Regions from separate parts of the Mus musculus genome. Here region 2 is linked to region 1. A link is a loop called in an ENCODE intact Hi-C map of the cell type or tissue named here. Cell type or tissue: left cerebral cortex. All regions are shown on one strand. Links, peaks and the distances in the headings refer to the core of each region. The heading gives the core; the rest is flanking DNA.

Evidence for each region. Hi-C counts contacts between places; a loop is a spot of excess contacts. Peaks named below come from ENCODE experiments on the same cell type or tissue, not always from the same donor. Only the 100,000 strongest peaks of a DNase experiment are listed, where the experiment ranks them.
Region 2: it touches region 1 in a loop (2.0-fold over the local background); 1 of 42 quality-filtered maps calls a loop at or near these places.

The regions. Positions count from the first base shown.
Region 1 is chr9:95,741,878-95,758,168 of GRCm38, forward strand. Trpc1 (transient receptor potential cation channel, subfamily C, member 1) reads right to left here and starts at 8,471. Exons shown (of 13, transcript NM_011643.4): 1 at 7,791-8,471; 2 at 1,320-1,474. The coding sequence starts at 7,962. Pls1 (plastin 1 (I-isoform)) reads right to left here. Exons shown (of 16, transcript NM_001033210.3): 15 at 12,784-12,908; 16 at 10,765-12,560. The coding sequence ends at 12,425. In left cerebral cortex, for the core only: CTCF peaks have their summits at 8,409 and 9,107; DNase peaks (open chromatin) are centred at 6,717, 7,740 and 8,486; H3K4me3 peaks cover 3,092 bases; H3K27ac peaks cover 1,237 bases.
Region 2 is chr9:95,503,791-95,520,081 of GRCm38, forward strand. It overlaps U2surp (U2 snRNP-associated SURP domain containing), which reads right to left and starts at 8,206. Exons shown (of 28, transcript NM_001357974.1): 1 at 8,027-8,206. The coding sequence starts at 8,071. In left cerebral cortex, for the core only: a CTCF peak has its summit at 8,515; DNase peaks (open chromatin) are centred at 7,472, 8,200, 9,066, 10,749 and 1 more place; H3K4me3 peaks cover 2,600 bases; H3K27ac peaks cover 1,789 bases.

The sequences.
Region 1 (16,291 bases), core at 5,389-13,388:
CTTTCATCTAAGGTGAAAGCTTAAGTATACTCACTAAGCTAGTGAGTATACTTTAATTTCCCTTACTGATGCTAAACCACTGTTATAAAGCATAATCACCAAGCAGACATGCAGTGCTGACAACCTCTAACTAAACAGTGTGAGTGAATGGTCCCAAGCTTCATTTTGTTTAGCTACAGCTCTAATGCCCCTTTTATTGCCTTTACTGATTCTCTTCAGATCAGAAAAATAAAAAATTAAGTTAAAAACGAAATCTAAAATGAAAAATAGAGACTTTGAAGAAGTGCTCTATAACTAAATTTAACCTAGAAACTTCAGCAAAACGACTCTAGCAGTACAGCGGTACAGAAGACCTTTGATTTAGTCTCTTGTTGTGTTCTAGACAGCTAAGTGACTGGATACCCAATTCCCTTTTCTATACCGTGTGTGTGTGTGTGTTGTGTGTGTTGTGTGTGTGTGTGTGTGTGTGTGTGTGTGTGTGTATGCGTGTGCGTGCATGCATATATACACACACAGGCTTATATATCAGTCATGATACTGTATTATAATATAAATAATAGGGATGTACCTAAAACCACATACAGTACTTTAAAAAATATGCTGTGAGCGCTTCCTGATCTAACTCCAAAACTCTGCCTCGTTACAGCTACAACAGAAGATCAGAGTTCCTATGCTATTTATCCTGAGTGAACCAAAAAGGAACAGGAAATGATGCATTAGACTATACCTTCACAACGTACATGCATGTCTGCTTTTCCACCTTAACAGATACAAAGACAAATGAAAGTTCTTTCCTCTCCAGTTTTAAAAACAAATCGTTCATCTTTAGATGAAAGCAAACACTAAATTTCAAACAAAAAGGAAAACATAATAAACTTAGGAGAAAACCAAATTGAACTGTAAACTGTTTTGTGAGGAACATTTATTCATGTGCCTATAAATAACCCAGGTCAGAGAAAAGCTTGTCCCCTTGCGCTTCTAGATCACTCGCACTATTTTTAGGTATATAATACAAATAGTAATCCTATCAGTAATAAAAATAATGTCAGCTTTAATAATTCATGATAGTTTACTTCCGTCTGATGCAGGGAAAGGAAACAGGAAGAAAAATATAAATAAATTTAAAATATTATACTTAAAAAGCTTATTTTGGTTTGTTTTGTAAACTTTTTAGGGGCTTAAAACCAAGTAGAAGAAGAAAGACAAAGGAAGAGAAGAAAACAAAGCGAAGAAAAAGAAAGTAAGCTAGAAGGACAGATGAAAGCAAGGCATAGCTAACATTCTTAGAAGCTACTGGATAAAATCATCTAGCCTTGTACCTGACAACCGTAGTCCAAAAGCAGCTGCAGTATGTCCAAGCTTTCGTTTTCAATAGTTATGGTAACAGCATTTCTCCCAAGCACATCTACGCAATTTATGTTCAAGTCACCTGAACTGTTTTCCTCCAAAATCTTTTTAACCATATAATAGTCACCTAAATAACAATACACAAACATAATTTAATACTTAAGACATTAAACAAGAATGACTATATAGAAAATTTTATCCTGCTGAATTAAAAGATTAAAAATACCTAAACTCATTTTTGCTTTGCATGTGGACATGTGCACAGAAAATGTGAACATTTCCTGGAAAAAAAGTATATCTTGATAAAATAATACAGATATAAACAGTATATATAAAACAGAAGTAGAAAAATATAAATGTGTAACATGTAATAAAAATCTCTAATTTAAAATTCCTGATGGTATAAGGAGAAAAACTTAAAGAAGATATGTAAAACAGCTTAATATAGAATACCCCGAAATACAGGCTGGCGGCTACTGTAGAAAAATAAAATGAAACTTAAAAGATATTAGTTTTAGATCTCAAATACATACACATTTACTCATGCACCAGATTTGTTAACATGGAGACCAGAGGGAGAAGATATTAGAAAGAGGGGAAGCATACACTTAAAAAGTAATATGAACTTGACAGTATGCATAATAAGGGTACCTAAATGCTCTTACTCCTCCCTCCCTCCTTAACTCCCTCCCTCTCTTCTCCTTTCACACCTCTCTCTCTCCCCCCCACCTCACTCACACACACACACACACACATACACACACACACCATCTTGTTAAGGAAGAGGAGGTGTAGAGTATTAGTAAACAGAAAACATCCAGCTCACAGAAAGCTAAGTTGGGGCTATTATGACTACTTGATCTACCAGGAGCTGGCAGGCTGTCTTCTGCCTAACTTGAAGGCCACAAACTTGTCATCCCATGTGGGGAAGATGGGGATTACTGTCACCAAAGGCCCATTATATTTGCCCACTAATGAGACTGTGTGAGGAAAAAAGAAATAAAAACCGAAAGGGAAACTCTCATTAGAGAAAGAATGCAGTGGGATAGTTGTTCCATTTTACTGTTCTAAACACAAAACAAATAAACATTCCACATACAGTAATTCTTTAGATGCCTGTAAGAAATAGGAAAAGGATAATCAGAGTGGAAACTGGAAGGAGAAGAAATAATTTCATGATACCCAGAGAGAAAACATTAGACTAAATGAGTAAGAAAAGCAATATTGCAAGTAAGTTAACAGATCTCATCTGTGAAAACTAAAACCTTTCCATTATTTGTGATGTCCGCTTATGGTCCTTGTACATTTTAAAAGAAGCTGAATATTAGTTTTCTTGACAACACATCTCCTTAGGTGTCTCAAGAATAAAAACTAGTCATGAAATCATTCTCCCACAGCACTAATTAACATTTAAATTCCACTGATGAAGTGATGCTCTTAAGTCGTCAGCTACACCAAGAGTGTCCGAATAATCCATGAAAATGACATCACTATTGCTAAAAAGTAACATTTAGGAGTATTTCAGATGAATCTGATTCTAAGCCTATGGATAGGAGAATGCTACCCATCAAGCTCTGCTTCGCTAGCCAGGCATATCCAGGCATATCCAGGCATATCCAGGCATATCCAGGTGAAGGTACTCATTTTAATCCACCTTCTTGGCATCATTAGGCTTTCCAAATCTAAAGTTGTGGAGTTTCAGCAACTCTGCAATACTTCCAGCCGTGCCTTCTTAACTGCTGCTCCATTACTACAGTTTATATTTACAAGTCGTTTAAAGTGATATGTCATAAAGGCAAGAACAGCTGTTCACTGTGAGGACCAATACATATGTGAAAGGGGAAGTTAACAGCCCAGATGCTAGTCACAATGCCTGCAATGCCAGATACTCTGTTCTTTCATAGGGAAACTGTTTGCAAGTTACATCTCGTCTTTGGAAAATCAATATAATCCCCTTATGTTTCTGATAATATAGTTGCTTTTAAATTTTATTTTTATTTGTGAGTCTGTGAGAAGTATGTGTGTGTGTATTTCTGTCTGTGTGGGTGCCGAGGAGGGGGCTAGAGGTTCAGGCTGGTCTTCTACTACCGCCACTCCACCTCCCCCAGCCCCTGCCAGCCAGGATCTCTCCCTGAGCTCAAAGGTCACTGATTGGCTAGACTGGCTCCCACCAAGCTCCAGGGATCTGCTTGCCCAGGTTTACAGCCTCATACTAATGCACTCTGCTTTTGCTGGCCAGAGACCCAAACTCCGGGCTTCAGGCTTGCACAGCAAGCACTTTATCTGCCAAGCTACCTCCCCAGCCACTAGACAGTTGTCTTTGTTCAACAAAGAAAGAAGAAAAATTTTTCAGTCTATTTCATAGCTACTGTGGCAACGAAACAGCAAGTCATCTCAGTCCGATCTCTAGAGTATCTCCCATACTCATTTCCCTGTCCCTGTGACACAGCAAACCCTCATCCAAACCAAGACCATCCTTCTGGGTATGAAAAAGACTCTTAACTGATATGCCCACCGAAAAGTTTTCTCTTTGACCAAATCCTAAGCAAGCTAATGCTCCCCCCCCCCAACAAGGCTTCTATCATAGCCCATAAAGCCTTGAACAAAACATCACCATACTTTCTAATAGCTCTAGGTTGCATTACTAGCTTGATTCTCTGTAAATGCATGCCCTAGAAAAGTCATGGCTGCCAATGCATCACTCTCAGTTCATTTGAGCATTGAAGATGGGGGCCCAATTCCTGGCCCCTCTGAAAGGATAGCCATCTAAGCCCCCTTAGTGCCAGATAACAAATCTACATTGGATTACCATAAATCAACCACCCACTTTTTGTAAATTTTCCCTGCTGTTTTATAATTTTTCACTTCCCTGAACCTCAACTCACACTCCTCTCTAACCCTTTAAACAACTAGTTTCCTTTGTCCAAAATGAAGTTGGATTCAGTTCACAGTGGGCTCTTTTCTGTATTATTACTCAATGCTTTGTACTTTAACATGGGGGGGGGGGCAACAAAATTGTTCTGGAAAAGGGCCAGGCATTAAAATATGCTAAGCTTTGTAGGACGTGGTACCTCAGTCACAAGTGTACTCAGACCCTTTTGCATCCAAGCAGACACAGAGCATACGGAAATGAATGAAGATGTGTAGCAATAAAACTTTTCAAATTTCATAGAATTCTCATGTTATAAAACTTTTCTTTTAATTAGAAACATTTCCTAGTATTTAAGATACAAAATGTAAAAGTCAGAGTTAGCTCACAGGCTTTGCAAAAACAGATTTGGCTTAGGGATCAGCTAGCCACCCATGTTCTAGCCCTTCCTCTTCAAAGCATATTATTCTTATAACTTGTGGACTTCTAGCATCCTCAATGGGCACTATTTTTACTGGAATCTATGAAGTCCACTGGAAACTGGGCTAGCAATTGTAATAGTATGTATCGCAACAATAAATTTCCTCTGTCCAACTCTAATAAATCCTTAAGAGAAATTCAGTAGAGAAGTGTTACAATATCAGTTAGGAAAGATGATTCTCCATTCCCTCACTGGCTTCTCCTTTGACTTTCTAACATATGGTGGTAAATCTCACCATTCCTGAAATGATGACAGCTTTAATGTTGATCAGTTTTGCTACATGTGGTGGCTCATGCCTATCATCCCAGCACCCAGGAAGCAGAAGCAGGAGGGTTGCTGTAAGTTTGAGGTCAGCCTAGACTACTTACATAGTGAATTCCAGGCCAACATGGACTACAGGCCCAAGCTAGATTTGAGGCTAGTTGTGAAGTGTGGGAAGCTTTTGTGTCAGAATATTTATAAATCTTTTCAAACCAAACTTTCTACAAAATACTTTTGACATGGAATTATGACACTCTACTTAAAATATTTCTAATTAATATTAAAACAGATTAAGAGAAAAAAAAAAGCTTTGGAACCCAAAGAAATCCTACTGGAACTCATAAGTAATTGCTTTGGTGCTGGAATTTAGTCCTGATCGTTCACTTTTGCTTTTTAATGTTATCAATTATGGCTTCTAAGTAACATTTGAACTTCTCATTACCTATATTAAACTATTACTCCTAGTCTTAGGTTCTTTGGCATCACTAAATTTGGTGCAATCAGTCTGAAGTTTATAGTACTAGGGACAAGAGAAACTGAGATTACAACAGTGCTTGTACATTCAGATTTAACCTTTAAACACCCTTCAGTCTCTTAACACACAATGTACTAATGTTTCACTTGGGTAATGTGTTTTTAACGTCCCAGGGGAGAGAGGACTCTGTACTAGGGCCAGCCTGCCTTCCAAACCTCATTAGGCCACTTAAGCTAAACCGAAGCTTAACTTGTGTGTGCTCAGAGATATCCATTATGCACATACACATACATTTTTACCCTTACTCTTCCTCACTACTGCACATAAAGAAAACATCTTTATGGGGCCGGGCGGTGGTGGTGCACGCCTTTAATCCCAGCACTTGGGAGGCAGAGGCAGGTGGATTTCTGAGTTCGAGGCCAGCCTGGTCTACAAAGTGAGTTCCAGGACAGCCAGGGATATACAGAGAAACCCTGTCTCAAAAAAAAAAATCTTTATTAGAGAAAAATTCTTAAAGAATATGGACGTAGTCAGTTACTCATTAATAGAGCTTTTTGTCCAATGCTTTAACACAATTAAGAACTTCATGTTTATAATAGCAAGGCAAAGAGCAGCAAGTTAAAAAGAATAAAACGAAACACATTGTGAGGTCAGTAGATATGCCAGTAAGGTAGCTAGCTGCTCTACCATCCTTCATTAAAATAACCGCGAACCACTTCCCATGGTACACTTCTCAACTAGTGTGTTCTAAAGCTTTGGTGATTTACAAAATGTCCCTGTACAGAGTGCTTAAGTTCTATAACCAGTGACACTTGTGAGCTGTATAGAACGATGCCTATATAGCTCCAGTACCCTACATACTAATTATACTCTCTTCACCCCTCCTTTATGCAAATTATTTTCCTCATCATACACATCTTTATATTAGGTGCTGACTACCAATATAAAACTTCTCAACCAAATACTCAGGTCTCTGCTTCTTAATTACCCAAACCGCTCTCCTCCCTAACCTCACACCCTTCAAATCTCCTCCAAAATAGGGAAAACAGAAAGTACCACTAAATATATTAAGGAAGGTGTTAATACAACAGTGGCATATATTCTCCAGGAAATGTTGCACATTTTGAAACCATCCTGAGCCCCGAGGCACACAAAGCTGCTACAGAAACCTAAAGCATCCTTCCTTATAATGCAGCAAGCCTCTCACGAAGGTGACAGAAGACAACTAGGAGGAACCAGGGGACACGGGGAATTCTGCCCTCCCCATCCTGGCTCTAAATCCATGATGAAATGTCAAGAAGGGATTGCCTTTTGGCCTGGCTAAGATTAAACATAATCATGTAAAAAAAAACAAAAACCTATCTCAAATGCTTTAAAAGGTTTAGGGAGATGTTGTTGACTTAAACCTCTATATGTGAACAAATCCAAAAACTTCTGTAACTAGTTTTCCCATAGTGTGAGCTGGCCTCTGGAAGTAGGCTTCAGAAGTCTGCATGGTTCCAACAACGTTTTCCCAAATAAACACTGCCTTTCAACATCCAACTGCTTAACTGAGGAATGAGAATGTTTCAGTACTTTTTTTGTTTTTCAGATAAGAGATAAAAGCAATCTGGGAGCAACCAAGTTCCATGCTTGTCTTTTAATGTGGCCAGAAAGTGATCAATTTTTAGATTCAAAACCAGTATATTCCACATTATTTCGCCTATATTTACTTTTTTTTTTTTTTTACTACCTTTGCCTCCCTCCAACTCTCTGAAGCAATAAATCTTTCTCCCTAATAAAAAATACCGACATTTAAAAGGGGTTCCAGAAATTTGGGGAAAGTTTCGGCAACTAGGGCAGGATTTTTCGTATTATTTGTGTTAAAGATAATGGGATACTACTCAACTGTAACAGGCTAAGGCACTGCTGGCTGATGCTAAACAGAAGTAAAAGTCTTTTTTAAAAATAACAACAACAACAACAACAACAAACCTACAAGGTGACAGCCCATAAATCGGAGAAGTCTTAAGGGAAATTCGTAGAATTTTCGGATTAGGTCCAAAACTAGCCTCTGGCTCCCAAAGGAAGAAGTAACTTCAAACTAGAGTTTATTAGTGACAGAAGTGGGGCAACTTTGGGATCAAGGCTCCCTCCTCGCCATGGAAACGTCCCACCTGCGCGAGTCCACCGCCCCCGCCCTACCTGCCTGCTGCTCAAGCTCAATTAGGCAGAAGTCCTGCGGGCTGCACAGAGGTGGGAATAGCCGCTGCACACAAGGAAAAGCACGAGTGCCAGGAGTTAAGTTGAGGCAGGGGCCGGACCCGGGGAGTGGGTGCTAGGGTGTCCGGAGGTGGAGAAGGGGGCCTAGCTCTCACCCTTGTCGCACGCCAGCAAGAAAAGCTTCTCATTCAAGGTGTTCTCCTCCTTCACCTCTCGCACATCCTTCAGCGCCATCACTTCGTTGGGCGACGAGGAGGATGGGGAGGAAGGCAGGGAGGAGGAGGAGACGCCCGAGAGGTCCGTGCTCGGGTACAGGGCCGCCATCATCGCGGCCCACGACGGGGGCAGGCCAGGAGACGGAGGCGGGGCCCCCATGGGCGCCGACCCCGACCCCGACCCCGAGCTGGAAAACGGGTGAGTCGTTCCCACGGCCACATCGGCGTGCGGCCCGTTGGCCCCGAAGGGCGTCGCCTCGCCCCGAAACCAGCACTCGCCCTCCACGGACAGCCCCAGGTTGGTGGCCGCGCTGGCGCGGCCCCGGGGCCAGCGCCCTCTGCCCAGCCGCCGGCGCCCCGGTCGAGCTGGTCCGCGCCCGTCCGGGGACGACAGAGTGGAGCGCGCCAGGGCGGCAGCCGAGCGCGGGGCCGTGCCAGGAGCCGCAGGGGCCGCACAGGGAGCGGCCCGGCCTGGGAGGGAGTGAGGGGGCCGCCGGCCGGAGAGCTCGGCGGTGCGCTTCGCAGCACGTCTGGCTCCGGGGCTGTGGGAACCGCTGGCCCAGCAGCACCCACAGGAGGCAGAGGTTCGCGGCTTTCTCCTCACGTCATCCTCAGCCCCGCGGAGGCGACGACACCGGGGCGGGGCTTAAGGCGAAGCCGGGCTAGGGGCGGGGCTTGTAGGGGCGGGGCTCCAGGGCTGACGCGCCTCTCTGGTCGGTCGCCTAGCATCTTGGGCGCGTCTGCAGCATCTTTGAGCACCTGAGGGCATGGGAACCGCTTGGTGGCGGATTTCAGGTAATTTTATCCGCTGCCTGTTTGTGCTGCTGCTGCTACTGCAGCACAGAAAAGGGCCAAGGAGCTTCTGAAGGATTAACGTTTACTTGAAATCCTGTACGGAATTGTCCTAAAGCCTGGCCAAAGCAACCTGATTATGGAGTTTGTGTTTACAGTTCCCTCGTTCCTAAAGGCGTTTTAAAAACAATCTTTGTGATTTAATATGGTCTAACATTCCTGATATTTCCAAAGTCACTATAAAAGTATTCGCATGTAAGTCAAAGGCGACCTATAACCGTTGCATAAGCACAGTTTAGGAGTTACTCGCCATACAAGTCCTTTTAGTGGATTCGTTATATTTATCCTATCTAATTTTAAGAGATTCGCTATTTAGACAACAATTGTCTGACGTCCAGCAAATGCGACTTGAAAACTGCATCTTTTCAATAATTTTTAATTGCTTCCTGCAGTCAACACTAGGGGGAAAATCTGAACTCTACGTTTAAGATTTAGATTTTTAAAGCAATGGATAAATGTACTTAAATTTGAGGGGAATACTGCCTCTCCTATTCAGGCTACTTTGTCCCATTAGTTTCTCTTTCAACATTTAACTTACTAATTCTTAAAAATCAATGTTCTCTTTAGATATTCTCTAAAAGTCTTTGATGTCGAAGTCATCTTTTCAAACGTTTTCTGTATTTGATGTAAATGATAATCTCAAGTTGCTCCAGTTTTTGTTTCTAAATGATCTCCCCGTTGTCGTGTAATGTTTAATACACTTCCAAGTTTATGAGTTTGGTGAAATTTCCAAGAGGCTCAAGGTGAAGCCAGTGGGAGAGAGGAGCGCCCATACATTTGTATATGCACCTCCTTTGTTGCTCAGCAAAATGTTTAGCCAGTAGTAGAAATCTAATCCTGCGCTATCTGAAATTTCAGTATTTGAAGTTAACTCAAATGACTCACAGCCATACACAGATTCTTTATCCAAAGAACTATGGGACTGGATTACTTTCTAAGACTGGAGGGAATTCCAACCCTCTTTGGTAGTAATCTTAAGAGACCTTCCAAAGCACTAGAGAGCCTACTTCAGGCAAGCTGATAATTATAATGCAGGCTTTTGGATTGTCTCCGATACAGACAAACTGCTCAGCGGGCATAAATTGGGACATTCTAACAATACCTACATACTTAGCACATGTGATATGTAGATCAGTATTGGAGTTATGATGAACAATGGTATTCAAAAAACTCAAAAGTGGCATATTACTCTAAGCAACTCCATCAAGTCACAGGCAAACAAAACAGAAACCAAAAGAGGAATCACAACTCCAGCCAGAGAGGGGAAAGAAACTCAGATTTAGATCTAGTCCTACAAGTAGGATGCTACTGATATTTTTCATGTTCTCCTCCCTTTACTCCCGAGGAGCACATCTGTCTCTTTTTCATGGCGCCCACTCGATTGCTTTTCCTCAGAGAGCCCTGACCTCGCTACCCAGAAAACCTCCCCCTCTGCTCTCAGTCAGTCTGCAGCAAATCTCCCCCCACTCCAATGGTCTCTCGGTTTCTTCCCTGCTTCATTTCTTGTTGTTGCTTTATTGGCTGGCCGTCTCTACTAGGATGTAAGTCAAAAGGCTGTTTCTACTTGTCTTAGCTGAGGTCCAAGAATCTAGTTGTGGTACTTGGACACTGGAGACAATAAATTAATGCTAATTATTTTATCCACTCAAATGATTTCATCACAAACTAAGTTTATAACAATCACGCAGTTTGTCTTTTTTTTTTTTTTAATCTTCATATGAGGGCTGGTGAGATGGCTTAGTGGATAAGAGTGCTGGTTGTTCAAACCTGAAGCCCTGAGTTCGATTCCCATGAAGGTGTAAGGAGAAAACTGACCCAACAAATTTGTTCTCTGATATCCACATGTAAGCATGCATGCCCATACACATGTATCATCCATACATACAATGATAATAAAAACACTAGAATTTTAGAATTAATTTTTTTCTCATATGAAAGAAAAAACACTAAAGAAACAGCTTTTGTGTTACTTCACATAGGAGTTGCAGTCTTTTGTGAGGAAATAAGCTTCTAACAGATCAGTATTGAAGGTTCTCTATTCTTTAAATGAAATAAACACAAATTCTACATACACAGCATTTTTATTAAATATATTTCGTGAGAAAAAGAACACCTTAAAGTGCTAAATTCCATGTAATTCAGATTGTTTTAGTAAATATGACAGCGGGAAAAATCAGAGAGGTTTGATTTAAATAATCTCAGGAAAGGAGCGGAAGCATTGTGTCTTCATATAAGAAAACAATCACCAAAATATAAAAGGCGAAGACATTTCATGTAGAAGAATATATTTCAGAATCCCACCTGTCAGTACTTCATTTATAAAAGTCTACCCTAAACACACAGACACTCTCCCTCCTGCTGTATGTTCTGATCAGTGGACAAGGAGGAGGCGGACAACCCATTCACACGGAGAGAGGTGACAGCACTTTCCTTGCATAGCACTATTGCTCACTGGCACTAAAGTGGAGGGCCGGGGAGCTCATTCCTGGCTTCAACTATGAGCAACAGAATTTCTCTACTGCTAAAACTTCTGGGGAAAAGAGGAACACAAACCTCAACTGTTTCCAGGAGACCATGAAAAACTACGACGGACATTAGCTTTTATATACACAGATCTCTACAGAAGCCATTTGGTGGGCATGTCCAGTGATGTAGGTTTCCCTGTAGCCTGAGAGTAGTAAGTGTGATGTGATTCTAGCAGGATAGGATTGGTGTCAGTTAGGACATTCTATCCAATGTTTGGCTGAAAAGTATTTGAAAGCAGTTAGGTGAAAAATAACGATATTCACATTCAGAATTAATATTTGCAAAACAGATCTCCACAGATCAGATTATCCACAATTGAAAAGTGTCACACACATTGTGGGGGCAAAATAAATACTTAACGGCTGGCTGACCACTTAATACATACCATTTTAGAAAAGGTGGGTAACTCAGATGACTTAGAGAAATACATATGTGTAACATCCTACCAACATATAGTATTATGCTTGATGGTGGAGACAAAGCTGTGTTATCAGACTAGCACATGTGATGCTGGAGACAAAGCTGTGTTATCAGACTAGCACATGTGAAGTAACAATGGAGCTACAAACAAACTGTAAGTAAAAATCTCCTACAGCTTAAACAAGAGAGTGAACGTGGGGGTTATTCAAGAGTTAGTTCTCGTATTAAAAAAGTTTAATGTTGATGGATTATATTTATCCCTTTAAATTTTTATGTCATATAGAAATTTACAGAAAATTTTAGATCACTTTACACAGCTAAAGGGAGAAAAACCAAAAGGATTAAGTGAGATTATGACTTTAGGTACATTTTTTTTTTAATCAAAATTTAAACAACACATCAAAAAAAAAAAAAATCCAAACACATTTAATAGAAGGACCTGACAAAACTTTATACAGGTCTTTTTTGAGCCATGAAAAAGAATGATTAGTCTTATTTTGGTTAAGACTCTTAGGAAATAAAATAATTTAATTATGAAATAGCAGCTTGATAAGACATTCCTGCATTGGTATTGATTGTTAAGGTAATTGTGTTATCCAAAAAAAAAAAAAAAAGATTGACAAATTCTAACTGGTATGGACAAGATATTCTTCATTGCTGGATACAGAACTATTTTGAGCATACAGATATTCGGATTTTATACCCACTACATTTCAAAATTCTGTAAACTGAGACGTTTGGTGCGTACAGTGTGGCAGATCACAGTAAACGCTTCATTATTTCAGTCTGTTCAATCCTTTCCCCATTAAGCAGGCAAACACAGTCATCACCATCTTCGGCTTCACTTCCACGAGGTCGTCAGGCAGCGCGTATATCCGGGCACCGATCTTCCGAGCAACTGAAATGGCGTATCTTAAAAAGAAAAGGAAGACATCTTAGCATCTGTTATCTTCCTTTTGTTCTTTTAACAGCAGATTTATATATATATATATATATATATATGATTAACTTAATAAAAAAGGCTAAGGACTTTTTAAAACCATATTCCCCACAGAAATTGTACTTTAAAAGGTAAGAGTGTCCCTGCAAGGGACACGAGCAGATCGCTGTGGTCTCAGAGACCAGAGGGGCTTACTTAGCATTGTTCAGTTTGTCCTCATCAGTCAAGTGCTCTCTCTTGATCATTTCTTGACGGACTGCATTTGGTGCAATGGCATCTATTAGATCTAAGACAGGCAAACTTGTACTAATAGATTTATCCTAGGAAATAAAGATAGACATGCATGAACAGCTTACCTTTAATTTTCACAAACGTCAGCCTCTTCTGGTCATAGTCATGTAACTGAAACCAATCTACAGATTATCTTTGTACTTAATAGTAAGCTTTTCTGCAACCAACACATACAATATGCAATTTAAAATATGATTTTCCTTTAGTCTTCATGTAAATTATACTGTAGAGAGAGTTACCCCATACCTGAATAAGATTTATGGTTATGGTAAGTCCTACTTTTGGCAACTGTTACATCCATTCTGTGAAAAATAACTTTCATGATGGAGTTGATGCATTTTAAATTAATAATTTCATATTTGTAAACCACAAGTTTCAACAAAGGATTTTCAGAAAGGAAAGTAAACTAGTGAAAGGAACCTGGCATTTACAAAAGATGGTATTCTTGGTGACTTAAATATCTTGCTATTTCTTAATCCTACATCCCAGGAAATAAATGAACTATACTTCTTTTAACAATGAAGTATGTAAGTCCAGAAAGATCAAATGGCTAACATAGCCGATAAATACAAAGTATCTGAGCTGTGATAGTCTAGCACTAATATCCAAGACATTCCATTTTGCAGTTACTTCAAGAGTGAATTAAAAATGGACAACTACTCTAGGCAATAGAGTACTGTAGTTAAAATTTTTAAAAAATCCTAATCCGAACTGATTTTGCAACTTGCCTGCATATGAAAAATGGTTGTTCTCAGGTTGAAAAAAAATAGCCTCTCTTGCTTGCCTATGCAACACCTGCTCACTCCATATCTCTCTGGATTCTAACAGAACCCATATTTTTGCTGTCCATATCTTTTATGTGGACATGAGCTTCAAGGGAAGCTCTTGGCATCCAGTGATCTAGGAATGAAACTGAACTGGTATAGGTCATGTACTCTAAACAAACTTTATGTATAAAGCATACAGTACAGAAGCAGATGTACAACATAGGTCTGCATTTAAAATTCACATGAAAAGGCTGGAGAGACAGCTCAGCAGTTAAGAACATTGACTGCTCTTCCAGAGGACCTGGGTTCAATTCCCAGCACCCATGTAATGGCTTATAACTATCTGTAATTCCAGTTCCAGGAGATCTGAAGCCCACTTCTGACCTCCACAGTCACTAGATCTGAACATGGTACACAGACTTACATGTAGGCAAAATATCTATAATAACAAACAACTGACAGGGAAGGGGTAATTAAGAAAAGTATTGGTGTAGGTAGCCAACCTCTTTAATCCCAGAATCCCAGCAATCAGGAAGCAGAGGCAGATGAATCTCTGAGTTTGAGGCCAGCCTGGTCTAGAGAGCTAGTTCCAGGACAGCCAGAACTACACCAAAAAACAAACAAACAAAAAACAAACCCTATCTAGAAAACTGAGGTGGGGGAGGAAGAAGGAGGAGAAGAGGAGGAGAAAATGGAAGAGGAGGAGAAGAGGAGGAAAAGGAGGAAGAAGAGGAGGATGAGGAGAAAGAGGAAGAGGAGAAAGAAAAGTACCTAGAAGCCCTTGTCCAGGGGCAGCAATAACATGGAAAGCTCCTCGTCTAAGATGAACAACGGTTCTATCCTGTTTACCACAATAACTTTATTTGAGCCTAAGTGAATTCAGCTTTCAGAAATCAACAACTTTTTTCTGAATGTGAATGAGGAGATGAGCACTCTTTCATAATCAGCAACACAACCAAGAAGAGCAGCAGCTTTGGGGTAAAGGTGGCATGTTGGATACCAACACAGTAGTGAGTGTGGAGGGAAAGCGCTGGCTCAAATGGTTCTGAAGCCGACGGGACCTCTGCACTTCCGTTATTGTAATTAGTACCCTTCTCTTTAACTTAAGCCAATTTACATTCTTACCATGGAAGCCAGGAACACGTTTTTACCTAAACTCGGGGATGGGAACGCCACAGGATTCTTGATTTTTACTTGAGTATAATGAAAGTACAAATACAGTTTCTGGCCAAATACAGCTTCATAATAAATGACCGAAAATAATTTGAAGAATGTTTTGTGACATTTGAGAAGCCAAAAACTTAGTTTATTTATTCTAGAAGAAAACAGGTTTTGGGATACAAATGGGAGATTAAAAAAAAAAAAATTAAGCCTCTCACATCTAAATGATGCTGGTACTTGGCGTGTAGTATCCTTCCTGATTCTGAAAAGCAACCCATTCCCTTTTTCTCTGTGTGTACTCTGCAGACTACCTGTCTGGAAATCAGCTGGAGTGCTGGCTAGCACCGAGGATTAGAGCCCTGGTAATGGCCTGAGGGTACAGCTTCATCCTCAGCACGGCAAAGAAAACTAAGGACAGGCCTAGTCTCCCTCACCGATAATGAGTCTGTTAATCCGTCCATGAAGCTGGAATCTAGGGTGTGATACTTTCTAAAAAGAAACTTACTGGTTATGTCACTTTAGGATAATTTTAAATTTTCCCTGGCTCACTTTTCATACATTTCTATGATTCAAATACAGACAAATGACCTAATTGGACTTTATTTTGATTGTTACGTACTTGTGGCATTTTAAGTATATCTTGATTTAGGTTTCGAAAATAATGGGTTTTTTCCTTCTATTTTTCATGTTTTACCATGGGAAAAGTTTGTACTGAATTAAATGAAAAGTTTAAGTTTCTAAAGGTTATACCAGATCCTTAAACAACAGACCTATCTTCTGACTTCTCTGACTTGCACGTTATCATTTAAGACATTATTTTATTGCAAAGGGGTAGAGGATAGTGTGGCCATCCTTAGTTACATATCTAAAGACATGTATAGCACTTTCCTTTAAGTTAAGCACAAAGAAATTATATAAGCACAAATAGTGTCTATGCCGGGTGTGGTGGCGCACGCCTTTAATCCCAGCACTCGGGAGGCAGAGACAGGTGGATTTCTGAGTTCGAGGCCAGCCTGGTCTACAAAGTGAGATCCAGGACAGCCAGGGCTATACAGAGAAACCTTGTCTCGAAAACCAAAAGAAAAAAAAAAAAAAGAAAAGAAAAAAATAGTCTCTATAATCTTGATTTCTAAGATAATAAACTTTTTCCTTTGATTTGATACTATATTTTACTATTGATGTTGATGTTGTTTTTAAAAATAAAAGTAAAAGAAACAAGGATGTGACCAAGAGAGTTTTCTAAAAGACTTATTAACAGGAGTCCCTTCACATAAAATGACCTTTATATACAGGCAGGGCCATTAGTGTAGCAAGAGGCATTATTGAGCCTTTACTGTGTACAGAACATGCTAAAGTTGTTTTCTATTTGTTAGCTTATTTAGTTTTACAATGACGCTATAGGACAGACATTATCACCATCTCAGATTTCAGGAAACTGAAACAGAGAGATTAATAGAACTTGTCTGAGAAAACACAAGTACTAA
Region 2 (16,291 bases), core at 3,937-11,936, 240 kb before region 1:
CCATCGTACCGAGCCTTAGACAAAAATTAGTACAAGGCAGCAAGCATCGAGGTCCCTCTCACCTTTGTCTTTCTGGTCTGTCTATGGTTAGTCCTCAGTGTTTACTGTGGCCTCCACTGTAAACTTTCTTTTCCCAGCTAACCTTTCTCAAAAGTAGAGATGATGAAAGTAAAGATGATGGAGGGGGGGGGGGGGGGGCGGGGCACATCTAAACTTGGGAGAGTTACCATCTAAACTCTGTGAAACACACCTTAGAATCCGTAGGTTAGAAATCTCATCTGGAAATTAGAAAATTCAAAATAGCAAATACCTACTTTTACAAAAGATGAATTCAGCCAACAGGTTAACAGAAAAACATCGATTTCCAATACATTAGTATTAACCCTAAATAACAGTAATATCATAACAATAACAAAAATAGAAATATCTAGAAACTAACTTTAAAGTTTTTTTGGAAGAAAAAAAACCACAAACTTTATTTTAAAAATCATTCATTCAAATCACTTCTTGAAGGCTCATTCCTAGACAGGAAATTCAGTATTAAAACCACATTAAAATTATCCAGAATTATTTATATATGTAATACAACTTTATTTAACAGCTCAAAATCCCAAAGGGAAATCTCTGCAAGTCACAAGCAGACTGCCAAGATAACTAAGGCTTGCTCAGAAGCAGCAGCTTGGAAGAGAGCAGGTTAAAAGGACAGCATCTCCTTAATCTACGGCTAGGACTTACAAACAAAAGCCACCAGATCCTCTGCCTGTTTCCTCATAGGTAAATCTTTTCTGACACCAAGACACTTGTAATCTCATCATCAAGACCCTCTCAGGGGGACAGACAGCAGATAAAGGGACTTGCCACCAAGTCTGATCCATCTGCTGAGAGAACCAGCTCCCACAACAGGTCCTCTGACCTCCATTCAATGCCTTGGCATGTGGACAGGGCTTGGGATGAAAACATTTCAGTAAGTAAGTAAGAGTGTAAACCAAAAATCTTAAAAAGGTTATGGCTTGAGTAACTGTCCATCAAGTTGGTAAATTTCAAAATCAAAAGTAACCAGTTCAAAGGTCAGTTACAATGTGATAAACTTTAAATAAAGCAGCAACAACAGGTTGCCATGGCTTTACCTGCTGAGCCATGTCCCCAGACACTAAAGAAAAAAAAAGAAAGTTGAAACAATGTGACTATACCACCAAGAGCATATCTGGCCAGGCAAATGTTAACCTATCAGGGAAAGAAGTATTACTGGGGAAAGCTTCTAGAAAAGGCTGTGACGGGCAGTATCTGGAGTAATCCCTCACAGAGCCAGCAATGCAGTAACCTCTAACCACTGGGTCTTCAAATTCTTTCTAACATATTCTGGTACAACTCTCCTAAAGGATTTTCCAGTCCCTCTAATTATTTCCTACATTCAGATCCCTCTACAATTTGGCCCAATCATTATCTTTCCAGTCTTAGGTTTTTTTTATTCTTCCCATGAACGTGCACTTAACAATTGATTTCCCAGTCATTTGCAGTCTTCATCTTACTCAGTTCTCTCTCCTCAAAATACAACCTTCAGAACTCTAGTCAAAACAATTCCACCAAGCTCTGGACAGCTCTCCATCTCCACTCAAGCAGGCATCCTTTCCTTACTTTCAGAAACAGCTCTATTATTTATCCTATCTCTCCTGATACACAGCATGCTCCCTCAAACTCTGGAAATTTCTCGTTTCGAGTTTTATCTCGGCATCAAGCTCAAGATGAGGCAAGAGAAAGAGTTTCGATAACTATTGACATATATAATATGCCATACAAGAACGTCCCAAAAACGCACTCTAGACTACACACCACTCTGCCCTCTCATTAGTAAGTAGCTACTCAAGCCACAAACCAAGGTTTTAACTTAACACAGCAACAAAAAACACACACACTTGAGGCTGGAGAGATTGCTCGGTGATTAGAGAGCACTAGCTACTATTCATAGGACCCAGGTTGAAACCCAAACACCTACACTGCAGGTCACGACCATCTGTAACTCCTTTTTCTGGGTTCCTGTGGGTACTAGCCATACACATGGTGCAGACATATACGCAGGCAAAGCACCCATACTCATAAAATAGTGTCTGATAATAATTAACTATATTATGCAGAATGTTTTATTGCTTTCAAGAGCATTAAAACATTCTGCATAATATAGTTAATTATTGACTCACACTCCCAAATACTATCAAATAGAAAATGCTTAAATACATGTTTGATGTCTCTAAATTTTCTTAAAAGTTAAGGAACAAACCTATAATTCTAACAATAGCCTCAAGTATCATTAGCTTTCAAAACTGTTATTTCCAGGTTGAAGATATACCTCAGAGACAGAGGGTGCACTCAGTGTGTGTGCAAGACCCTAGAACTGATTCCCAGCAGCAACACAGATTAAGAGGCAAACTCCAATATTAATTTTAATTTATTTTAAAAATAATCCCAGCAAAAAAAAAAAGTTCTTTATAAAAAGGGTTAGAAAAACAGAAGTCTTCAATTTGTACAGCAAATGAATGGCCTCTTCATTCACCTACCACTAAATTAAGTGGCTGTATTTTCTAAGGCTTACTTTCCAAGGGGAAGAGTTCCAGAAATAAAGGCCAAAAGAAGTAAAAGATAAAGTATTGAAAAAACAAATCAGTCCAGTAGAGAATATTTCTTAACACCAACAGTGCTGCGGATTCCCATCTAAAACAGCAGTTCTCAGGGTTCCTGTGGGTTGTGACCCCTGTAGTGATGGTCAAACTACCCTTTCACAGGGGTGGCCTAAAACCACAAAAAAAAAAAAAAAAAAAAAAAAAGACCAAAACAGATTTACATTAGGATTTGTAACAGTAGCAAAATTACAGCATGAAATTGCAACAAAAATACTTTTAAGGATGGGGTCATCACACCATGAGGAACTGTATTAAGGCATCACAGCATTAGGAAGGCTGAGAGCCACTGCTCAACAGTTTAGAATGCTTGTTACTTTCTCTTGCAGAGGACCCAGCATTCCCAGGATCTACATAGTGTGTGTATAACTTCTATCTCTAATTTCAGGGGATCTGATACCACCTTTAACTTCCACAAGCACCAGACATGAGTGTGGTGCATATATAGACAGACAGACAGACAAACATTATATGCATAAAATAAGTCTAAAAAAATAAAGTTGGAGGAGTTAGAAGCACTTGTTGCTCTCACTGAGAACCAGGGCACAGGTAGCTTATAACCACTAGTAATTCCAGTTCCAAGGGACTGATTTCTTCTCACTCCTTGGATGTCAGACACAAATGTGATGTACATTCATTCAAAACACTCATACACATAAAATAAATCTATCTAAAATCAAGTCTAAAACATATTAATCAAAAAAAATAGAAGGTCAGAGACCAAGGATGTAATTCCATTAGCAGAGTGCCCAGCATTCACAAGGCCATGGGCTTGATCCCCGATATTTATATACCAGAGGAGTTGGTACATGTCTTCGCACTCAGGATGTGGAAGACAAAGATCAAGAGTTCAAAGTCATCCAAAGCTACATAGAGAGTTTGAGGCTAGCCCATTAGACCATCTCTAAGAAAAATGGAAGGGAGGGAGCAAAGAAGAAAGGAAAGAAGGGAAAAAAATGGGGGAGGGGGGGTTGGTTTAAGCTGGACAAGATGTCCAAGTCTATAATCCTAGTACTCTGAATAGAGTCCAAGGCCAGTTTAGGCTACACAGTGAGTTCACAGATAGCCTAGGCTACATAGTAAGAGCCTCTCTCTCAGAAATGGGAGAAGTGGTACCATACTTCCTACTTACACTCAAAACACAACCAACCACTAAAAAGTTGCGCCACTTTATATTTTAAGATAAAGTTGCAATCATAGCATACTAAAGGTCCAGTTTCAAGCTGGCAAACTATTTTTCACACTTAAATCTCCACATTACACACACACAGAGGAAATAAATAGGAATTTCAAGCCGTGAATAGATTCTAATTTTACTATTTTTTAAGCATTACTATTTTTTTACTAGTACTCAGTCTGTCAATTCAGAACTACATGCTCAAAGATTCAGTAATTCCTGTTTCATTCATTTACCTCTATAAGACAATTTTGATGGTGTTGTGCAGCTAAGCATCCATGTTGGAGAGCAGATCTTTTGGTTTTTTGGTTTTAGGGGTTTTTGGGGGTTTTTTTGGTTTTGGGGTTTTTGTTTGTTTGTTTGGTTGGTTGGTTGGTTTTTTTGTTGTTGTTTTTTGAGACAGGGTTTCTCTGTATAGCCCTGGCTGTCCTGGAACTCACTCTGTAGACCAGTGGCCCCAAACTCAGAAATCTGCCTGCCTCTGCCTCCCAAATGCTAGGATTAAAGGCGTGCACCACCACCGCCCGGCATGGAGAGTAGATCTTAAGACACAGAATATGGAGGTGAACATTCCATCCTGCAGAGACACTTAGAAAATAAACAATCCAAAAGCTGCAGGAAGTCCCTGAAACTAACCAGATACCCTACAAGGGAATATAAGTAGTGAGGAGTGCTAGAAGAGATACTCTCCACCTAGCCAAGCCACCTGAAACAGACCAGCTAAGCTACCCAGAAGACTCTCAGAAAAGCGGAGTTACCTGGAAAAACCACACTCCTGTAAGTAAACCCATAAAAACACACTGGGTCACCAAGCTAGACTTTGCTGGTATCTTCCTGTCAGTTCCTACCTAGAGTAAGCAGATAGATGTCTGTTCACATCTCCTCAGAAAGTGTTACACAAGAGATGATTTTAAAAAAGAAAAAAGGTACTGGAGCAGGCAGAGCGGGTTACCAGGTAAAGGTGCTTGCTGCCAACGAAGCCTGACAATCCTTGACAAAGGATGATCTCCAGGGCCCAAGTGATAGAGGAAAGGAACCCAACTCCTTCAAGCGGCCGGTCCTCCAGCCTCCAGCCAGGTCTACGTACAATCACACGCAACAAATAAAATACAGTATTTTAAAAAGGAGACAGGTACTGCCACTGCCACACAGTGAAATATAATCATTGTCTTCTAATCCTCACTTGTATGAACATGCAAACAAAGGTTAAAATAACAATATTTTTTCTTTTTTGTTTCTGTTTGTTTCTCAAGATGGGTTTCTTTGTGTGTAGTAGGCCTGGCTGTCCTGGAACTCAGATATCCACCTGCCTCTGCCTCTGCCTCTCCCTCTGTCCCCCAAGTGCTGGGATTAAAGGCATGGGCCTCCACTGCCTGGCAAAATAACACATTTTTGGTAAACTTATTTTTTTATATCTAGCAATATCTCAGGTTAACAACCATACGTTCTGTCTTACTGCTCTGAAACAAAGCTACAATATGGCTCCAAACCCCCTCCTGAAGCCATGAAATACTTTGCTTAGGAAATTTTATTTCTAAAATATGTGCTCAGTGTCTACCAGGAGATATTAAAAATGAAAAGTATAGAACAATTACATAAAATAAAAGGGACTTTGGAAGGGTGCCCCCCCATCAAGTCCCCTTAGCAAGAACTACATACACTGTGTACATCATGAAGTTAATTTTAAAGCTAAAAATAACTAGTGGTTTATGTATTTTGTAATTAAGAAACACTAATGGGGCCATGAGCATGACTCAGAGAATGCAGACATAGGCCACACAGCCTGAAGGCCTGAATTTGATCCTTAGAACCTAGCGTTGTCCTCTGTCACATCTACACTGCGGCATGAGGGTGCACATGTGTGCACACAGACATGCACACTTTTGTAAAAGATAGAGACTTCATCATGGTCAATGGTAAAAACCCTATATCTTGTACAAATATTCTTTCAATGTGTAGAAATGACTAATAAACACCTCTACCCAAATTGATGGAAATGTAACTACCATAGCAAGAGCATGAAACAGAAGTCTCTACTTACTTGATATACAGCACAGAATACAAGCCTGGAAATTCCAAATATTGTACTAAGGCCAAAATGATCTTATAATCTAATAATGTCTAGACTTACATTTGAAATTAAAAAAAAACAACAACAATTTGAGTGGTCATTATGATGGCCAACACTTAATAATCCAAATCAGTGCTTTCTAGTTCCTTAAAAAAAAGGGAGCTGGAAGCGGTTGGCACATGCCTGTAATCCCAACTCTGGGAAATACAAGGAAGGAGCAGCAGGATGCTGAAGGTTAAAGTTCAAGCCAGCCTGGGCTACGGGAGACCCAGCTCAAAAACCTAGTACGCAGGATGGGTGGATGATCTATATAGACTTAGAAACTGAAGTAAGATTTACTAACATTTACAGTAACTCCATCTTTCTATCAGCCCTATAAAAGAATTTTTTTCCTGTAATAAGATAAGAAAACCTGAGGCTGAAGAGATTAGGTATCGTATTTGTTTTCAAAACCTATAACCTCGCCATTCCATTACAACACTTTCCATTACATGGAAAAATCCTGGCAAAACTCTTGAGTATAAATATTCCCTTTTCAGACACGAGTAAGGAACCCTTTGGTGACATCTAAAGGACTATAAACTGACAAGTGTGAATGAAAAAAAAAAAATCCAACAAGCTACTTAATACTTAAAAACTACACAGAGTCCTGAGAAGTATTCTCTTAGAAAAAAGTCTGAACACATACTTTGAAAAGCTTTCAATCTACCCAGGCCTCATGCAGGAAATACTAAATGCTTTGAGAAGAATATCAAAACAAATTGTAACTATGGATGTGGGTACCTGTCCTGGTCACGGGTCTGAAAGGAGGAGTGGCATCATGAGGTACCCCTTCATTCACCTGCTCCCCCAGAAAGGGAAGGAGGGGAAAAACTACTGGAGAAAAAGGAAGCTGACTTACAGTAAAGGTCTGGTGTAAGGACAACCAGAACTGGGCCCTCCCATAGTTCTGAAGAATGTCTAGTAAGACCTTTACTACTTGCTAAGTAAATCTGGGGCAATCATTCAGCAAAATGGCAAAAATTTAAAAATTAACAAATAAATAAACGTCAGCCTTATTAGAAAGAGAGCAAGTTTGGTTTGTTTCTCAAACCAAACAGCAAATGCAAACAGATAATCATACACTTTACGTTCCGAGACTCTTTAAATGTTATCCAACTCCTTATCTCTGCATCTCAAGCCTCGCCACTGGTTTATGGCAGTACTTAGGCATCTTTAATACCGAGATGGGGACGAGAATCTCCAAGCAAAATAATCCAAAATAGATAAGTAAATAAATGGGATTAAACACGCTGGCCAAAATGGCAACTAACACCAATTGTTAACCCAACCTTACTAACGCTTAATTACAGTTCAACGGTTTCCCAAGCAATGCACAGGGCTCCCTATAAACTCACATGTAAGGGCATTTGGGCAATTTCCACGTCTACCGTAGTTTCCCTTTCCAATGGAAACCCCACATACTGCTTGAGACCCTGAGTCTGCGGCCCTCAAGAGGGATGTTGTTCACTTTTCACTTCCCGGGAAGTGGGAGGAAAATCACATGGGAAGTGTGGCTCTAACCCTGAGGCTCAGAGAGCGGCTCCCTCCGCACGTCCCAACCCCAGGCCCTCCACTGGCGGGTCTCTCGCACACCCTTGCAACCCGTCCAGCCTAATTTCCTGGACGGCAAGGAGAGAAACCGTGTAAGGCCAGGAACGAGTAAGAGCCAAAGTAAAGAAGGGAGGACGAGGGGGGAAGAAACAGGCATCTAAGACCGGGAACCTTCCCGCCTCTCCCAGCCTCTAGCCCGCAGCCTCCGAGAGCAGCAAGGGGTGATACAAGGACGCCGGACCACCTCGGAACCACTGCTCTGACCCACAAAGCCGAACGAGGTGACCAGCCCCGCTCGCCACCAGGCACGCTGGTGTGGGGCTGAATCCCAGTCGGGACGGACGCGCGCTCGGGCCTCTCAACCTGCGCACCTTGGTGCAGCGGTGCCAGGCCCACTGTGGCCAACAGGCCTCAGCCCCTCGCCCCAGGAAACCCTCGAAGGCCAGAGGCTTCTGTAGGCCCTCGACCACGGTGAGAGACCCCCCTGACTGACGGAGATCTCTAAGAAACTACCTTTGAACTGGCCTTCTGAGATCCGCCTGGCGTTTTGTCGGCCATCTTGAGCTTTGCTCCTCCTTCAGCGGAGGCAGCAGCGCGGGTGAGTCGAGCACCGAGAGAACAGATAGCAGCCGAGCGCGCCAGAAAGGCTGCCAGGCCGAATAGCCGAACGCCGAGACGGAGACCTCCGCGGCGCCGGGGCCGCGTGACTTCCGCGTCGAGGCGCTTTTACGCGCCCCGCCCACCCCGCTCGCCTTCCGGTGAATTGCGGCGCCCAGTCACGTCACGCGCCTGCGGAATTTAGGGACTCTCCTTGACCCGACTTTCAAGGCCAACTGATAATTCAGTCATTTTCCTCCCAGAGCCAACCGGCGTTAGATGCGAGCGGGTTCTACTTCCTGAGGGGGGAAGGAAGCTGCTCTTTTAAAGCAACTGCAGTAGCCACGTGAGCCGAGCGTCTCACCTCAGCTGATGAGGCAGTTCGTCGAGACACTTTGCCGCACGATCCCCCAGGGGGCACAGGCCTTGGTGGCAAGGCAAATTTGCAATCTGCTCACGTTAAAAAATGGTGAGCAGTGACTTCAGAGTTGAGAAAAAACAGGGAAATAGGATAAAAACTGTTTAGGACGTCGGAGCATGGTACCTGCATAGACTGGGCATGGAGTTGGGGAGGGATGGATCGTAATATAGACGCTGTTCTAAAACGAGCATGTTTATTGTTACTGTGCAGTACAGGCACGCCCTAGCAACTGTGGGGAGGTTAAAGGACAGTTTGAAGGAGTTGGTGGGATTTGGGGATCGAAATGAGGTTGGCAGGTTTGCTCAGCAAGTGCCTTTTTCCCTCTGAGACTTCTGGCTACCCGCACCTATTTCTTTGAAGCATAGTCGCAAAAGTTGTGTAGCAGAAGATAGCCTTGAACTGCTGATTTTCCCGCCTCAGGTCCTGGGAATTAGTCTTGGGCCACCATGTCTAAGCTTTTTGTTAATTGAAGGGAAGCGGGGAATGAGTAAGTTTGGTTTGATTTGGGTTTTTCCAGTTTGTCGGCATTCCACCCCTGGCTGTCCCTGTGCTGTAGACCAGGCTGACCTCAAACTCGGAGATCTGTCTCCCAAGTGCTGGGAGAAAACGTGTGTGCCATCACCTAGATTTCAGTTACAGATAAGGGTCAGACCTAGAGAAGAGGCTCAGAATTGGAGATGTGTGACAGGACCTGAGAATGGAAATAAATTCATTTGGGCTGGAGGGCACAGAACCGTATTATACTGTACTTTCATGCATAGCAACCGTTACTTTCTGATCGTTGGCTTCCTGTTACTACGGTTTCTATCTCTGGTACCTGGCTTATTTATACCTCATCGCCTACCACCAGATTTTATTGATATTTATTTATTTATTTATTTTGGTTTTTTCAAGACAGGGTTTCTCTGTGTAGTCCTGGCTGTCCTGGAACTCACTCTATAGACCAGGCTGGCCTCGAACTCAGAAATCTGCCTGCCTCTGCCTCCCAAGTGCTGGGATTAAAGGCGTGTGCCACTACCGCCCTGCTTATTGACCTTTTTAGAGAGTTCAGCAATGTAGCCTCCTAGACTAATGCTTCCCTGGTCGCTCCCCCACCCCCTTCACTATACCCCCATCAACCAAAAAATAAACTTCAACTTCTGTATGGTAAATGTACTTGCTTCTGTGACTCCGTCTCCTGAGCCTACTCCTACTCTCAGAGTTCATTCTTTCTTTCAGTTCCCTCCCCTACTGCTCCTTTCTTCAGTGTCAGTTATATACAGGGTTACTTTGCAATCTCCTTATTCCCAAGTTTTACACTGTACAGCCTTATGTCTGTCTCTGTAAGTCACAATACTGTGGAGGCTTTTATATATTAAAAACAGCAGGGTTCCAATAATAAATTCGGAACAGATTGTGAAACCTACTTTACAGCATTCATATCACAGCTTTATTTAAAATATTTGTATTTAGGGTTCTCTAGGGTCACAGAACTTATGAGTATTTTCTATATAGTAAGAGAATTTATTGATGACTTACAGTCTGTAGTCCAACTCCCCAACAGTGGTCAGCAGCAGCTGTGAATAGAAATCCAAGGATCTAGCAGTTGCTCAGTCCCACAAGGCAAGCGGGCGAAGAAGGATGAGCCCTCCTTCCAATGTCCTTATGTAGGTCTGCAGCAGAAGGTGTGGCCCACCTGGATCTGGGACTTGCCTTACTTAGTCTCCTGGGATTAAAGGCATATGTACTACCTTGCCTGGGCCTAAGCTTTTCATAGCCACTATGCCTCAAGATCAGGATCACAGGTGAGCCTTCTAGTTCTGGATTGTAGTTCATTCCAGATATAGTCAAATTGACAACCAGGAATAGCCACCACAATCCACCTCTTGTCAACTTGACACAAATAATATCTCATGTCCACATGACACAATAACAAGGTCATCAATACAACTAACATGATAAAACTATTCCTCATACAATCGCAAATGCATTTGTAAATTTACAATGGGGCAATGTCCCTTGGGAACATTCTTTTAGTATCTCAAATACCAGTTGATGTTAAAGAAATTGGAAGAAAGACAAATGTATTCTTAACAAAATAAAACAGAAGCATTCTTTATAATCCTTGTTTCAGGCCTTAGCTGGTATTTATAACTACTTCCTCTACCACCCATTCTGTATTTCCTCCACCCTAGGCAAGCACCTCAGCAGGTCTTGGCTCTTTTCCCGGAGGAGTGACTCATACCTTCATTCCTGATGGGTCTGTATTCTTTGTCATCCTGCTTGGATTATGCTGTTGTAGTTTCCCATTGACTTTAATCACAGGACATGGTAGTACTAAGAGATGCCCTAAGGAATCTCCTGCACTCCAGACATATTCCTGCCAGAAGCTCCAAACAGCATCTCTATCTGCCACCGACACCTCAAATACCATCGGGTCTGCTGGATCATATGGTCCAAGTGGTAGAGCAGCCTACACAGCAGCCTGGACCTGTTGGAAGAGCCTTCTGTTCCAGGCCCCACACAAAGCTAGCAGCTTTCAGAGTCACTTGGTAAATAGGCCTGATAACACACCCAAGTGAGGGGTGTGCTGTCTCCAGAATCCAAATAGACCCACTAAACATTGTGCTTCTTTCTTGGTGGTGGGAGGGGCCAGGTGCAATAACTTACCTTCCACCTTAGAAGGAATATCTCTGCATGCCCCACACCACTGGATTCCTAAGAATTTCACTGAGGTAGATGGTCCTTGAATTTTGGTTGGATTTATTTCCCATCCTCTGATACGCATGTGTTAACAATGAATCCAAAGTGGTTGCTTATTTCCTGCTCACTTGGTCCAATCAGCATGCTGTCATCAATATAGTTCACCAATTTGATATCTTGTGGAAGAGGCAAACGATCAAGATCCCTTCTAAGTTATGACACAGGGCAGGAGAGTTAATATATCCTTGAGGCAAAACTGTAAAGGTATACTAATGGTCTTGCCAACTGAAAGCAAATTGCTTCTGGTGGTCCTTATGGACAAGTACTGAGAAGAAGGCATTTGCTAGATCAATAGCCTCATACCAGGTGCCAGGAGATGTGTTAATTTGCTCAAGTAATGAAACTACATCTGGTACAACAGCTGCAGTTGGAGTTACTACCTGATTTAGTTTTCAATAATCAACTGTCATTCTCCATGATCCATCTGTCTTCTGCACTGGCCAGATAGGAGAGTTAAAGGGAGATGTGGGAACCACCATCCCTGCATCTTTCAAGTCTTTGATAGTGGCAGTAATTCTGCAATTCCTCCAGGAATACGATACTGTCTTTGATTCACTATTTTCTTTGGTAGAGGCAACTCTAAAGGCTTCCATTTAGCCTTTCCAACCATAAAAGCCTTCACTCTACAGGTCAGGGAACCAATGTGAAGATTCTGCTAATTTCTGAATATATCCCAATTATACATTCTGGAACTGGGAAAATGACCACAAGATTATGTTTAGGGACCTACTGGACCTACTGTGAGTCGGACATCAGTCAAAACTCCATTAATCACCTGTCCTCCATAAGCCCCTACTTTAACTGGAGGGCCACAATGTTTCTTGGGATCTCCTGAGGTCAGTGTCAGTTCAGAACCAGTATCCAATAGACCCCAAAAAGTCTGATTATTTCCTTTCCACCAGTGTACAGTTACCCTTTACAAGGTCATAGGTCCCTCTGGGAAAGAACTGGAAAAAGGCTAACAGCAAAACTTTTAGGTGTCTTATCAAGAGCCTTCCTCAGGGGAACCTGGCCACCCCTTCATTCAAGGGGTTCTGGGTCTGCAAACTGGCTCAAGTCTAGAAATTGATTCATTGGCCAAGATTGCCTTTTGCCACAATCCAAAAGCCTTTCTTTCATTTGTTTGAGAATGTTTCTGCTTATACAGATCAACCAGATATGAAGTAGGCTTCCTATCTATTTCATACCTGGAAACACCTTGACTAATTAGCCAATACCAAAGATCCAAACGAGTCATGCCATTATAAATTTCACCTCTCCTGTGCTGAGCACTATGGGGAATGTTATTATATACATTGTTTTGTCTACGCTGTCCATTATAATAACTTCAATCACCTTGTCTCTGGCGATTCAATGCTGCCACCTGGCCCTTGTTACCTCAGGGCCCAATTAAATCCATTGAATTTAATTCATCTAATTGAGCAGCAGCACCTCCAAGCCTAAGGTCTGCCACAAGGAAAAGTGCAAGAATAAAACTCTTCAAATGTGCTGGTGCCCCTCTCACCAGTTTGCATCATATAGGATTGGTGAAGGGCATATCTTCTGGGCCTTCCCATTCTGGAGGATTACACAACATATAATCTTACATATAACTCTAGCATTGAAATTTCTCTGAGCCTTAAAATCCCTTTGTCAACACAAAGCCAAGGGATACCAGGCATCTCCATCTCCTTTTCAGTAAGCCATCTTTTGATAAACACTTCAGCCAACCATTCAAACTTCTGGCATTTGTTTTTATCTGTGCGAGCTTCCATATTAAACCTAGAATCTCCACTCAGAGGGCCCATGCCAATAAACTCAGCCTGCTCTAGTTTTATGTTCCTTACATCATTATGCCACACCCTAAAAATCCATTCCCACACATATTCACCAGGTTTCTGCTTGAATGAATTAGCAAACTCATTAAGCTCCTTAGTAGTGTAGCAAATTTCCTCATAGACTACACTTTCTACCTCCCCTCTAGGGGCCTGCTTTGCCTTGAGTCTGGTTATTGGTTTAGAAGAAACTATCAGTGGGCCTTGAGGAACATCAGTATTGCTTTGTCTGACATTTTCTTCAGCGAAAGTCACTGCTGGTTTATCAGAGTCTGAGGGGTTAATTTCCTCCTGTGGAAAAGGCATTATTTCAAGGGGTGGGGCTGAGGGTACTACTTCCTCAGGTGGGGCAAACCCTTGAGAATTCGAAGATTCAAAATTCTCAGCTGTAACAGGGTCCTCCCACACATCCCCATCTCAAATTATAGGGCCCCATTCTTAGGCAGTCAATGCCCTTACTTTAACTGCTGACACCCTCTGAGGCTGAGACTTGAATTTTTGCTGTAATTCAGCCAACCTTATAATGAGGGCTTCAGTTTGATTTTCTGCAACTTGAGCTCTATGGCTGCTGGAGAGAAGATTCTCTTCAAGGACACACTTAGAAACTTTTAGATCGTTTACTTGCATCTCGAGCCGTTCAATTTTATCATACAACTCCTTCTTTTCCTTCATCATTTTTCCCCAGAGATACTAAGAGCAACAAGCCAGCAAAGTCATTTTCTGATTTTTCCCCCAACTTGTAGAAAGTTTTGTATGCCAAATCACCTAATTTGTCAAGATAAGCAAAAGCATTAGCTTCTTTAAGTTTGAAATATAGTTTCAATCACATGTCTTCAATATTCTCGGAGCTCCCAGGAGAGAGAGTATCTGAAGAGGTTTCAATAGTTGAAGGTGCCAGGAATTATTTTTTTAAGATTTATTTATTTATTATATGTAAGTACACTGTAGCTGTCTTCAGACACTCCAGAAGAGGGAGTCAGATCTCGTTATGGATGGTTGTGAGCCACCATGTGGTTGCTGGGATTTGAATTCCGGACCTTCGGAAGAGCAGTCGGGTACTCTTACCAACTGAGCCATCTCACCAGCCTGGTGCCAGGAATTATTAAACCAACTCCAAATTCTTAAAAGATTCATCCTTATACTTCTAGTGCTCCTCTAGAACCACTCCCGGTACCAACTTCTGTATTAGTTCTCTACAGTCACAGAACTTATATGTAGTCTCTATATAGTAAGGGAATTTGTTGATGACTTATAGTCTGCAGTCCAACTCCCCAACAATGGTCAGAAGCAGCTGTGAATGGAAGTTCAAGGATCTAGCAGTTGCCCAGTTCTACAAGGCAAGCAGGTGAAGAAGAGCAAATCTTCCTCCTTCCAATGTCTTTATGTAGGTCTCCAGCAGAAGATGTGGTCCAGATTAAAGGTGTGTGCCACTACACCTGGATCTAGGACTTGCTTTGGTGATCAATGGGGTAGGGACCATTGTAGGTGGTGCCATCCCTGGGCTGGTAGCCTTGGGTTCTATAAGAAAGCAAGCTGAGCAAACCAGGGGAAGAAAACCAGTAACATTTCTCCATGACCTCTGCATCAGCTCCTGCTTCCTGACCTGCTTGAGTTCCAGTCCTGACTTCCTTTGGTGATGAACAACAACATGGAAATGTAAGCTGAATAAACCGTTCCTCCCCAGCTTGCTTCTTGGTCATGATGTTTGTGCAGGAATAGAAACCCTGACTAAGACAAATTGGTACCAGCATAGTGGGGTATTCCTGTAACAATCTGACCATGTTTTGGGGAGGACTGTGGAAGAATTTTGGAACTTTTGGCTAGAAGATCCATTTGGTTTTAAGAGCTCTGAGGATGTTGTGTAGGAGTTTGGAAAATAGTGTTGAGAACATTGCAGAAGTCAGGCATGGTGGCGCACACCTTTAATCCCAGCACTCGGGAGGCAGAGGCAGGCAGATTTCTGAGTTCGAGGCCAGCCTGGTCTACAGAGTGAGTTCCAGGACAGCCAGGGCTACACAGAGAAACCCTGTCTTGAAAAGCTGAGAGAGAGAGAGAGAGAGAGAGAGAGAGAGAGAGAGAGAGAGAGAGAGGGAGAGGGAGGGAGAGGGAGAGAGAGAGAGAGAGAGAGAGAGAACGAACACTGCAACACTGCAGAAGATGGAGGCCTGGCTTGTGAAATTTCAGAGGGGAGATTAGAGACTCTTATCAGGGCCGTTGCTATTTTGATTGTGAAGATTCTGCGGTTTTGGTTAGCTGGAGCTGAAGAATAAGCTGTGATTAACAAGATACCAGAACTACTAAAGCAAAACCTTTGCATTACTGGGACTATTGATGCTGGTTACCTGGAGCTAAGAAATTAGGGGTGATTAAGAAGAGACCAGCATCATTGAGGTGATATCTTCCGGGAAGTGTTTTCTGAGAGCACAAAGAGATAGCCAAGGTTGTCCCTGGTGCTGTAGCAGGGCTTGATAATGTGTAAAGAGTCACCCAGGTGCTACTGGTTTTGAAGGCATAAAGGGGTCACACAGAGCAGCTGAGGCTCGGCCCTGTGAGAGGCCACGGAAGGCCATTGGTGAAGGTTCAGCCTCAGTTGCAGCTGATGACCCAGGACTTAAAGGGTTCAAGCAAAGGAGTTGAGGCTTGGCACCATGAAGAGAGCCTATGAGAGGTTGTTGGTGAAGCCTAGTTGCAGAGGAAGACAGCAGTGTTTTGGAGATGCCAGTACCATGAGATGACCACCAAGAACAGCAGCAGCAGTGGAGTGCAGGCACCTGGAGCCTAGAAGACAAGGTGTGTGCTACAAAGAACAGATCTGGAGAAGTGACCCAAGCCCTTGGAGGAATCCAGAAGATCATGAGTGGATCACAGACACTGGACAGTTGGAGTTTGATTTTTGCTTTTGATTGTGACTGTGCCCTGATATTTTTCCCTCTCGAAGGAAGAAAGTATTTTAGTGGATCCCACAGTTAAAAGACTTTTAATTGTAAAAAGACCTTGGATTTTTTTTTTTTTGGTTTTTCGAGACAGGGTTTCTCTGTATAGCCCTGGCTGTCCTGGAACTCACTCTGTAGACCAGGCTGGCCTCGAACTCCAAAATCTGCCTGCCTCTGCCTCCCAAGTGCTGGGATTAAAGGCGTGTGCCATCAAGCCCGGCAAGACCTTGGATTTTAAAAGAGATTAGATATTTTAAAGGAATTGAAAATT